Linked DNA regions of Homo sapiens: region 1 is linked to region 2. A link is an interaction called in ENCODE POLR2A ChIA-PET data of the cell type or tissue named here. Cell type or tissue: PC-9. All regions are shown on one strand. Each heading gives the region's core, and the rest is flanking DNA. Links, peaks and the distances in the headings are about the cores only. Region 1 overlaps ACVR1B (activin A receptor type 1B). Region 2 holds the start of KRT7 (keratin 7).

The links. ChIA-PET counts read pairs that join two places held together with the same protein. Peaks named below come from ENCODE experiments on the same cell type or tissue, not always from the same donor. Only the 100,000 strongest peaks of a DNase experiment are listed, where the experiment ranks them.
Region 1: POLR2A ChIA-PET joins it to region 2 with 5 read pairs; 2 of 35 experiments call an interaction of 5 or more read pairs at or near these places.

Annotation. Positions count from the first base shown.
Region 1 is chr12:51,991,062-51,996,423 of GRCh38, forward strand. It overlaps ACVR1B (activin A receptor type 1B), which reads left to right. Exons shown (of 9, transcript NM_004302.5): 8 at 802-932; 9 at 2,924-5,362. The coding sequence ends at 3,049. Among named protein-coding and RNA genes, the nearest start is that of TAMALIN, 13 kb to the right of the region's middle. RefSeq lists a silencer at 2,135-2,244. In PC-9, for the core only: CTCF peaks have their summits at 2,208 (motif pointing right) and 2,422; a DNase peak (open chromatin) is centred at 2,260.
Region 2 is chr12:52,229,602-52,234,963 of GRCh38, forward strand. It overlaps KRT7 (keratin 7), which reads left to right and starts at 3,642. Exons shown (of 9, transcript NM_005556.4): 1 at 3,642-4,019. The coding sequence starts at 3,696. It also overlaps the pseudogene TMT1AP1. RefSeq lists an enhancer at 4,228-5,203. In PC-9, for the core only: a CTCF peak has its summit at 3,370; DNase peaks (open chromatin) are centred at 820, 1,510, 2,380, 3,560 and 1 weaker place; H3K4me3 peaks cover 4,109 bases; H3K27ac peaks cover 5,000 bases.

The DNA of each region.
Region 1 (5,362 bases), core at 72-5,071, 240 kb before region 2:
CTTCCCCTACATATGTATTTGGTTCCCATGATATATAGTTGGAATAGGAGAGGCAGAAAAAATACTTGATTCTTTCCACTTATTTACCATTTTTCAAAATAATGAGGTGGTTCTGTAGCCTCCCACAGAGGTAGGTGACTGAAATTTCCTTTTTTAGACTTTAAAAATATTTGTTTCCATTGAAGTTATTTGTCTTATTGTTACTTAAAAGTTCCCATCTTTGCTCAGTTGGGAGCTTATCAAGTTGGTGCCTTTTGATGTGACCCCCAGTAGTCTTTGATAGATTCCTTGCTTTGGCTATGAAAAAAAATGTTCCTGGCTACTCTTTTGTATTTCTTTTTGTTTAGTTGTTTTGTTTGAGACAGAGTCTTGCACTCTTGTCCAGGCTGGAGTGCAGTGGCATGATCTCTGCTCACTGCAACCTCTGCCTCCAGGGTTCAAGCTATTCTCCTGCCTCAGCCTCCCTAGTAGCTGGGACTACAGGTGTTTGCCACCATGCCTGGTTAATTTTTGTATTTTTAGTAGAGATGGGGTTTTACCGTGTTGGCGGGGCTGGTTTCAAACTACTGATCTCAGGTGATCCGCTTGCCTTGGCCTCCCAAAGTGCTGGGATTACAGGCATGAGCCACCATGCCCGGCCCCTTTTGTGTATTTCTTGTTCCATACTTAGAATTAACTAACTTTCTAAGGAACCTTAGGGGGTAGTGGTATTTACAGAGCACAGTGTAGGTTTTGTCACCGGCTTCTGAGTAATCTTTTCCTGCTGTTGATAACTCAGGTAGATACTTTCTTTTCTCCCAGGAGTCCATGAAGAATATCAGCTGCCATATTACGACTTAGTGCCCTCTGACCCTTCCATTGAGGAAATGCGAAAGGTTGTATGTGATCAGAAGCTGCGTCCCAACATCCCCAACTGGTGGCAGAGTTATGAGGTAAGAAGCTGGCCTCCTGCGGCTTTCCCATCAGCCTGATTTCTCCACCTTAGAAAAGGGTTTCTTGACAATGGGGTCAGGCCCCAGAGGAGCCCCCTGAGAGTGTCAGTTATTATTTACTATTACGTGCTATTTTACATATCCCAAGCCCTTTAGGGCTACAGTCTCTTGTCCTGGACCCTGTAGGGTGCCATTTGGAGTTCACAGCCTAGAAGAAGAAAAGGCTTTGGGCCTGGTGTGGTGGCATAGGCCTGTAATCGTAGCGCTTTGAGAGGCTGAGGCAGGAAGATAGCTTGAGCTCAGAAGTTCGAGACAAACCTGGGCAATGTGGGGAGACCCCATCTCTACAAGAAATAAAAAATTAGGCTTGGTGGCACACCACCTGTAGTCCCAGGTACTTGGGAGGCTGAGGTGGGAGGATTGCTTGAGCCTAGGAGGTCAAGGCTGCAGTGAGCCATGATTGGGCCACTGCGTTTCAGCCTGGGCAACAGAGCAAGACCCTGTCTCATAAAAGAAAAAGGACAAGGCTTTGTCTCCAAGACACAGATGAGGGAGGTGGTCAACAAGTGACAACTGAACCCAGAGCTGTTAGACACCAAACTAGGAAAGCAGCTCTGGAGCCCGAGCTGAGCTGAGCTCCATGGAAGAGTGAGGAGGAGGTGTCCATAAGAGAAGCCCTGAGACCAGACAGAGGAGGAGGACATGCCTGTGAGGAAAGTGGTCTTTCCAGAAACTCAGAAGGGAGGAGGTGATGTGTATGACAGGGCTGGGATTGGGATGGAGAATGTGAATTTGGGAGAGACGGCAGATGAAATCAGGGGTGTGGGGGAAACAACATTTGGTGGAAAGAGTTGACATGAGGACATGTTTGTGACATACGTACTAATAAACATGGAATTCTAGGGTCTTAAGAGTGTTCAGGGGAACAGGCTTCGCCTAGCTAAGTGCTCATGGGCCTCCTTTTCACTTGCGGTTCTGCATTTCCTTTTACTTATTTTTTTCCCAACTCTATCGAGGTGTGATTGACAAATGAAATTGTAACAAAGGTGTACAAAGTGCTGAATTGATACATGTATGTATTGTGACATGATTACCACACAAGTTAGTGAACACATCTGTCACCTCACCTTGTTGCTTGTGTGTGTAGTGAGAGCAGTTGAGACCTACTGTTAGCACATTTCAGGTGTACAGTATTGTTGACTCTAGTCACCTTGCCGTCCATTAGAGCCCCAGAACTTACCTAGTCAAGTAGAGAGGTTGGCTCTGCCTTTAACGAGTCTAACCACTAGAGGGCATTTCTGCATTTCAGAACAGAATTGCATATTAGCTGATGCTTTCGTGTTGCATCATAGAGCAGCACTTCTCACCGCACTCCTTGGAACCCTCAGGGCAGGGTTTGCTTCAGAGGGCAGGTGAGACCAAAAGAGCTGGCCGTTAGCTGCAGCGTTTGCCTTTCACTTGTGTAAGCTGTCCCTTAAAAAGGAAGAGCCGCCTGGCGCGGTGGCTCATGCCTGTAATCCCAGCACTTTGGGAGGCCGAGGTGGGCAGATCACAAGGTCGAGAGAGCGAGACCATCCTGGCCAACCAATATGGTAAAACCCCATCTCTACTAAAAATACAAAAATCAGCTGGGCGTAGTGGTGTGTGCCTGTAGTCCCAGCTACTGGGGAGGCTGAGACAGGAGAATCACTTGAACCCGGGAGGCGGAGGTTGCGGTGAGCCAAGATTGCGCCACTGCACTCCAGCCTGGGTGACAGAGTGAGACTCCTTCTAAAAAAAAAAAAAAAAAAAAAAAAAAAAAAAAAAAAAAAGGAAGAGCCAGGGAACAAAGGGAGCCTTGCAGAGCATTTCCCTAAGGTCGGCCGCCGGGTGGATGTGGATCTGCCAGACTGCACTGAGCGGGAGGTGGCAGGGAAATGAGTGAGAGCCTAGGGACCAGAAAGGCTTCTCCAGGGCATGACCGAGCTGATGGCTCCTGGGTCTCTGCACAGGCACTGCGGGTGATGGGGAAGATGATGCGAGAGTGTTGGTATGCCAACGGCGCAGCCCGCCTGACGGCCCTGCGCATCAAGAAGACCCTCTCCCAGCTCAGCGTGCAGGAAGACGTGAAGATCTAACTGCTCCCTCTCTCCACACGGAGCTCCTGGCAGCGAGAACTACGCACAGCTGCCGCGTTGAGCGTACGATGGAGGCCTACCTCTCGTTTCTGCCCAGCCCTCTGTGGCCAGGAGCCCTGGCCCGCAAGAGGGACAGAGCCCGGGAGAGACTCGCTCACTCCCATGTTGGGTTTGAGACAGACACCTTTTCTATTTACCTCCTAATGGCATGGAGACTCTGAGAGCGAATTGTGTGGAGAACTCAGTGCCACACCTCGAACTGGTTGTAGTGGGAAGTCCCGCGAAACCCGGTGCATCTGGCACGTGGCCAGGAGCCATGACAGGGGCGCTTGGGAGGGGCCGGAGGAACCGAGGTGTTGCCAGTGCTAAGCTGCCCTGAGGGTTTCCTTCGGGGACCAGCCCACAGCACACCAAGGTGGCCCGGAAGAACCAGAAGTGCAGCCCCTCTCACAGGCAGCTCTGAGCCGCGCTTTCCCCTCCTCCCTGGGATGGACGCTGCCGGGAGACTGCCAGTGGAGACGGAATCTGCCGCTTTGTCTGTCCAGCCGTGTGTGCATGTGCCGAGGTGCGTCCCCCGTTGTGCCTGGTTCGTGCCATGCCCTTACACGTGCGTGTGAGTGTGTGTGTGTGTCTGTAGGTGCGCACTTACCTGCTTGAGCTTTCTGTGCATGTGCAGGTCGGGGGTGTGGTCGTCATGCTGTCCGTGCTTGCTGGTGCCTCTTTTCAGTAGTGAGCAGCATCTAGTTTCCCTGGTGCCCTTCCCTGGAGGTCTCTCCCTCCCCCAGAGCCCCTCATGCCACAGTGGTACTCTGTGTCTGGCAGGCTACTCTGCCCACCCCAGCATCAGCACAGCTCTCCTCCTCCATCTCAGACTGTGGAACCAAAGCTGGCCCAGTTGTCCATGACAAAAGAGGCTTTTGGGCCAAAATGTGAGGGTGGTGGGTGGGATGGGCAGGGAAGGAATCCTGGTGGAAGTCTTGGGTGTTAGTGTCAGCCATGGGAAATGAGCCAGCCCAAGGGCATCATCCTCAGCAGCATCGAGGAAGGGCCGAGGAATGTGAAGCCAGATCTCGGGACTCAGATTGGAATGTTACATCTGTCTTTCATCTCCCAGATCCTGGAAACAGCAGTGTATATTTTTGGTGGTGGTGGGTTTGGGGTGGGGAAGGGAAGGGCGGGCAAGGAGTGGGGAGGGAGTCTGGGGTGGGAGGGAGGCATCTGCATGGGTCTTCTTTTACTGGACTGTCTGATCAGGGTGGAGGGAAGGTGAGAGGTTTGCATCCACTTCAGGAGCCCTACTGAAGGGAACAGCCTGAGCCGAACATGTTATTTAACCTGAGTATAGTATTTAACGAAGCCTAGAAGCACGGCTGTGGGTGGTGATTTGGTCAGCATATCTTAGGTATATAATAACTTTGAAGCCATAACTTTTAACTGGAGTGGTTTGATTTCTTTTTTTAATTTTATTGGGAGGGTTTGGATTTTAACTTTTTTTAATGTTGTTAAATATTAAGTTTTTGTAAAAGGAAAACCATCTCTGTGATTACCTCTCAATCTATTTGTTTTTAAAGAAATCCCTAAAAAAAAAAATTATCCAATTGAACGCACATAGCTCAATCACACTGGAAATGTTTGTCCTTGCACCTGAGCCTGTTCCCACTCAGCAGTGAGAGTTCCTCTTTGCCCTGAGGCTCAGTCTCTCTCGTATTTTGTCCCCACCCCCAATTCCTTGAGTGGTTTTTGCTCTAGGGCCCTTTCTTGCACTGTCCAGCTGGTTGTACCCTCTCCAGGCATTTATTCAACAAATGTGGGTGAAGTGCCTGCTGGGTGCCAGGTGCTGGGAATACATCTGTGGACAAGACATGCTTGGGTCCTACTCCTGGAGCACTGTAAAAAGAGCTGATTCAAGTAAGTAGATGCCTGTTTTGAGACCAGAAGGTTTCATAATTGGTTCTACGACCCTTTTGAGCCTAGAATTATTGTTCTTATATAAGATCACTGAAGAAAGAGGAACCCCCACAACCCCCTCCACAAAGAGACCAGGGGCGGGTGATGAGACCTGGGGTTTAGAACCCCAGGTGAGACCTCAAATCACTGCATTCATTCTGAGCCCCCTTCCTGTCCCCAGGGGAGGTGTATTGTGTATGTAGCCTTAGAGCATCTCTGCCTCCAACCCAGCAGTTCTCTGCCAAAGCTTGTGGAGGAGGGAGAGCCCTGTCCCTGCCCTCAGGCTCCCCAGTGCTCCTGGCCCTTCTATTTATTTGACTGATTATTGCTTCTTTCCTTGCATTAAAGGAGATCTTCCCCTAACCT
Region 2 (5,362 bases), core at 88-5,087:
AGAAGTGCCCAGTGGCAAAGGGGATACCGCTCAGATGGGGATTGCATTGGTGGTCACACCCGACCCCAAGGATGTGGCTTTCTCCAGTAATGCTTTGCAGGCTAGAGCTCGAGGAGAGGAGTCTGAGGTTTAGGCTGAATAGGGCTGGAGATTTATCCACGTGGGGACTGAAGAGTCAGGGGTCAGAGGGTGAGAGTAATGGTCAGGGAGCCTGAGCTGGAAAGAAAGGTGAAAGGAGGGTGGTGGGTGGGGAGAAAACGGAACAGCCAAGTTCAGGACTGGGGGTGCTGGTGTAGCTGAGGAATCCACCAATGACAGTGAGAGTTATTATCAATGGTCCTGCAGTTTAGGATCTAGAATGTGACCTCAGGTGTAGGCAAGAGAAAAAGGATGCAGTGAAAGAATTGAGGAGCTCAAGGAACTCAAAGGGTAAGATGCTGGGTGGGTCATTTGCACTGAGAATGAGGGAGCCCGGGGTGGAGAGGAAGCAGGACCCAGGTGCCAGAGTCCACAGTGAGCATGAAGGGAGTCAGGTCAGTAGGTGGCTGTGGGGCCAGTAGGGATCAGCCTCAGGGGAGAGAGGCAGGAGTGGTGCAGCTGGATCACAGGAGCCCACAGGATTTTTAGAATCACAGTGATCTGTGCAATCAATATATAAAGGTTAAAAACTCAATCAGTATATAAAGGATTTTCTTTTCAACCAATAGCATTCCAGTGAATGGTCAATTCACTGGATTAAATGAATTGGTCAATTCCTTTAATCACTTCCCTATTGACAGGCATTTAGGATGTTTCTATTTTTTCACAAATATACCACATTCCAATTCGAATTCCAAGATAATGAAAAAATTAATATTTTTTTTCTTTATGAGTCAGAGGACGTGTTTTTAGGGGATAGACAATGAGTAATAGTTCTCTAAGTGCAGCAAGGAGCCAAACAGAATGCCTCCTCTCTGGGAAAGGAGCAGCAGGGGCCACTGGGGCAGAGGTGTCTAGGGCAGGTTTAGCAGAGCCAGGCAATGTGGAGGACCTGGGGCTGCTTTGAGTTCATAGCTCAGTTCTAGAGCATGAGGTGGGACAGCTAGGAGGGTGGTGGGAAGACAGTGGGGGTGTGCTTGGCTGTGTGTGTGTGACAGAGTGCTACGGAGACAGGAGCCTGCATTTGGGGCAGGCAGATGACCAATGGGGAAAGACTGTGGGAATAACTCGCCTCATGATTCTGCCCAGGATTTCCTAAGGTGGTCTTGGTGAGGCCAACAAAGTCCGGGTGGGGTGGAGACAGAGGCTGGATGGATGGGTGAGCTGTGAACTCTTGTGGGCAGGAATCTTATCTGCAGCCTCTCAGGTTGGCAGCGCTTTGGGAAGCCCTCCAGAGGATGTTTGCGTGTGCCACCTGGCACAGAGTGGGCTCTTAGTGCTGGCCTGTGAATGGAGAGGCAGGAGGAGACTGGCCAGGGCTGGAACGGCCTGGAATGCTTCAGAGAGGGGAGGAGAGGCCAAGGGGTGAATGTCAGGCAGGCCCTGGAATGCAGAAATGTTGCTCAAAGTGGCCCCCACCCACAACCCCAGATGTGAGCCTGAAAAGCCCAGAGACCTTTTCTCCTTCCCATTGTCCTCCCCAGTCCTCTCTAGGTATGGAATCTGGAGATTTCATCTTGGGTGAAAAATCCATGGCCCAGGGAGGGGCAGTGACATGTCCAGGGCCTCAAGGCAACAGCAGTGCCCTGACAAAGATTTCCCAGCCAGGCTTTAGGGGAGAAGTGGATGCAGGAACTCCTGGTCTAGGTGGGCACAGCCTCCAGAGCGCAGATCCTGTAGGGGGCTGGAGATGGGGACGGATGAGAGGGCCAGAGGCAGAACTTGTTAGTGGAGGTATGGGAGAGCAGGCGTTGGTGTGAGAGGCAGTGGTAAAAACAGAGTTGAAGATGAGCCCTGAGGGGTGAGGAAGTTGGAGTGTGTGTGTGTGTAAATTAAACAATTGGTCTTTTTTGCCTGCTTGGGCGTTGGGGAAGGAGGGCAGTGAGATTCCTATGAATGCAAATATCACAGGACCAGGTAATCCGTATGCTCTTCAAGCTACAACCAGGCACAATTCCAGGTCGAATCTCTCTCGGTCTTATGCACACATACATGCTCCACAGCCGATACCACAGCAGGTCTCCTTGGGCACCCCTCCGCCTCTGGCCTGAGCTGACCCAACACCAATGGCTAGGGTCAGGAGGGGAGGCAGGGAGGGAGGCTGGTGAGCCTTCACTAAGATCACTGAGAAGGAGTGACAGTCTTTAGCCTCACTGGAAGTCCTTGTGCTTTAACTGAAATGGCCAAGCAGGAAGGACATTCCGTCCCCACCCTTGTCTCCCCCAAGGGCTTAGGTCTGAGGTAACGAACCTGGCCAGCTTATTGGGAGGGGCTAGAGGTGGGCTAAGGGCAGACGGAAGCCAGGCCTGAGAACAGGGTGTGGCAAGCATGGCTGGCCCTACCGGGAAGTGAGGCCAACACTCAGGCTTTGTCCGGTATTCGGTTCCAGCACTAGGATTACCCCTCTTGACTGGGTTTGAAACTGCTGGGAATTGTTTGGTGGTGGCTTCACGGGAGAAAGATGATGAAAGCTGAGGGCCTTTAAACAGGAAAATGGTGGAGGGAGCGGGAGGAGAGTTGAGTGCTAACAGAAGCACACGCACTCAGGCAGGCATGAAAATGTGTGCCATTGTGTAGCCACAGCTGCCCCCTCGCCCAGGATGCACGCACAGACCCCCATCTGTGTAAGCAGGCTCAGACATGCGGGTGCATATGCCTGGGGGTGTGAGCACAGCAGAGCCCAGAGGCCTGCAGGCGTGTGCACACATCCACAAAGTGTCCACACATCCACAAAGTGTCACAAATACACACAAGTGTCCCCTTCCTGTACAGGGACGCATAAAATAAATGGGCAGGAATATGAGTGGAGGGTCCGGGAGGTGAGGGTCCAGGGTAAGCATTCCCAAGGTCCCTGGGATTCCGATGCCTACTGGAGTGGGGAGGGGAGGAGCCAGAGGTGCGGTCGGTCGTGTGTCTCTCTCAGCCTAGTTTCTATGGGAAATGAAGTAGGAAGGAACGCAGCCAGGGAAACTAGCTGGGCCAGGAGGGGTCAGACCCCTGAACAAGTGAGCTGATCTCTCAAGGAGGAGCTGGATCGGTGTGAGGGAGAGCGGTAAGGAATGCCTTTCTGGCTTCAGCAGCCTGGAGGATGGGGACGTCTGGGCGTTGACTCCTGGGTTGGAACTTTTCAGCCCACCCCTTCCCCCAGTCTCTTGCCACTGGGTCTCTCTGCTTGGGCCTCAGGGATCTCTAGGTTCTTCACTCCCTCTCCAAGCATCCTCCTCCGGGAAGCCTTCCCTCACTGAGTCCGTTTCCAATGGGCTGGAACTGCGGTCCCCCGCTGTTCTCTGCGGCCGTCTAGGGATGGCGCTCCTGCCTACTCCGGACCATCCCTGCTTGGACTGAAAGCCTGGGCTTCGGCGGGGCGGGCGGGCAGAGGGCGGAGGGCGGCCCCAGGAGGGGCCTGGCAGCAGAGAAAGGTGGCCCGCGGCAGCCCCGCCCCTACCTGTGGAAGCCCAGCCGCCCGCTCCCGCGGATAAAAGGCGCGGAGTGTCCCCGAGGTCAGCGAGTGCGCGCTCCTCCTCGCCCGCCGCTAGGTCCATCCCGGCCCAGCCACCATGTCCATCCACTTCAGCTCCCCGGTATTCACCTCGCGCTCAGCCGCCTTCTCGGGCCGCGGCGCCCAGGTGCGCCTGAGCTCCGCTCGCCCCGGCGGCCTTGGCAGCAGCAGCCTCTACGGCCTCGGCGCCTCACGGCCGCGCGTGGCCGTGCGCTCTGCCTATGGGGGCCCGGTGGGCGCCGGCATCCGCGAGGTCACCATTAACCAGAGCCTGCTGGCCCCGCTGCGGCTGGACGCCGACCCCTCCCTCCAGCGGGTGCGCCAGGAGGAGAGCGAGCAGATCAAGACCCTCAACAACAAGTTTGCCTCCTTCATCGACAAGGTGAGCGGGACTGGACCTCGCCTCTCCTCGAGCCGCGCTCCAGACCACACCAGCCGCCCTAACTAGCCCTGCCTGCGCGCGGGCCAGGCGCTGGGGAGCACTGCCGCCCTTCTGTCTTTCCGCCAGTGTTGGGGACACGATCTGGGGGTCCTTCCTCCTTCGCATGAACCCCGTGGCTATTTTATCCCCTCGGTTTCCAAGCCCTCCCTTCCAGCAAGCTGCCCAGCTGCCCCTCCCTTTCCTCCCGGAGTGCGGGCCTGAGTCCTGTAGGGCTGCCCTCGCTGGCTGCCTGTTGGTCACCTGGACCAGTTTTGCCTCGGACTAGGAGTTCCAGAGGCCTAGGCCAGGAGTTCTCTCTCTGGGACCCTTTCCCTGAGAGAGGACCGTGTGGAGTCAGGAATGGAGTTGGATGGCACGCCCTTCCCAGAGGGGGAGACCCAGGCTCTCTCAGATGCTGATGCGGATGCAGATGCTGGAGATTAGAGCGGCAGTCGGTGGGGCGGGGGAGGGGGGGGGGCTCCCGCCCCTCCCCTCCCCCACCTGCCTGGTCCTCCAGCCTCCCTTAGGTGGCAGGAGGAGAGGTTATACCTGCCCTTGAAGACAGCCCAGTTGGGGGCAGGGAGTGGCAGAGAGGGCCCTCAAAAAGGGGTCCATTTTGGAGATATTTTTCCTGGCTGTTGGCCTCCGCCACACATGGGGCCGCTGGAGGGGGCGAGGGCAGACTTGACTGGTGGGTTTGGGAGGAGTGCTGCCAAAGCCAGGAACTCAGGGCTGGCCCTGCTGGGCTGTTCTGGCCAGGGCCCCCTTCCTCAGCTTAGACGAAGTGTACTCCCACACCCGCCTCCCTCACGTTCTCCTTTCCTTCGCCATTCACCCAGACCGGTCTTTTAGATTTCATAGGGGCCTCCCCAAGCTGCTCCAGGCCCAGGTTCCCCCATGTGTTGAGCTGCACCGTCTTACTCTCTGTGGTCCCCAGGGCCTGGGGCCCTGAGCTGCTGGTTTTGCAGAGGCCTCTATTGCCTCCCACCTCCAGTCATACCGGCTACTCCTTAAGGGCCTTTGTGGGCTCCAGGCTGGGGTCATTTTACCATGGATTGACTGTCCTGAGGCCTTGCTGGAGAAAGGGGAAGGAGAGAAAGGATATTGAGGAAGGAAGAGAAGAGGTCCCAGACAGAAGGGAGGGCTGGGCCTGGTCATCCTCATGATCCATTGACAGGAAGAGGTGGCTGTTCAGATAGGGAGGTGGAGAACACCACCTGTAATGTGATGGGGAGTGAAGTGGAGAGGAGGCCCTGGAGCACATTCGTCGAGAGTCAACCACGGGGCACTTCCGTGCACCAGGC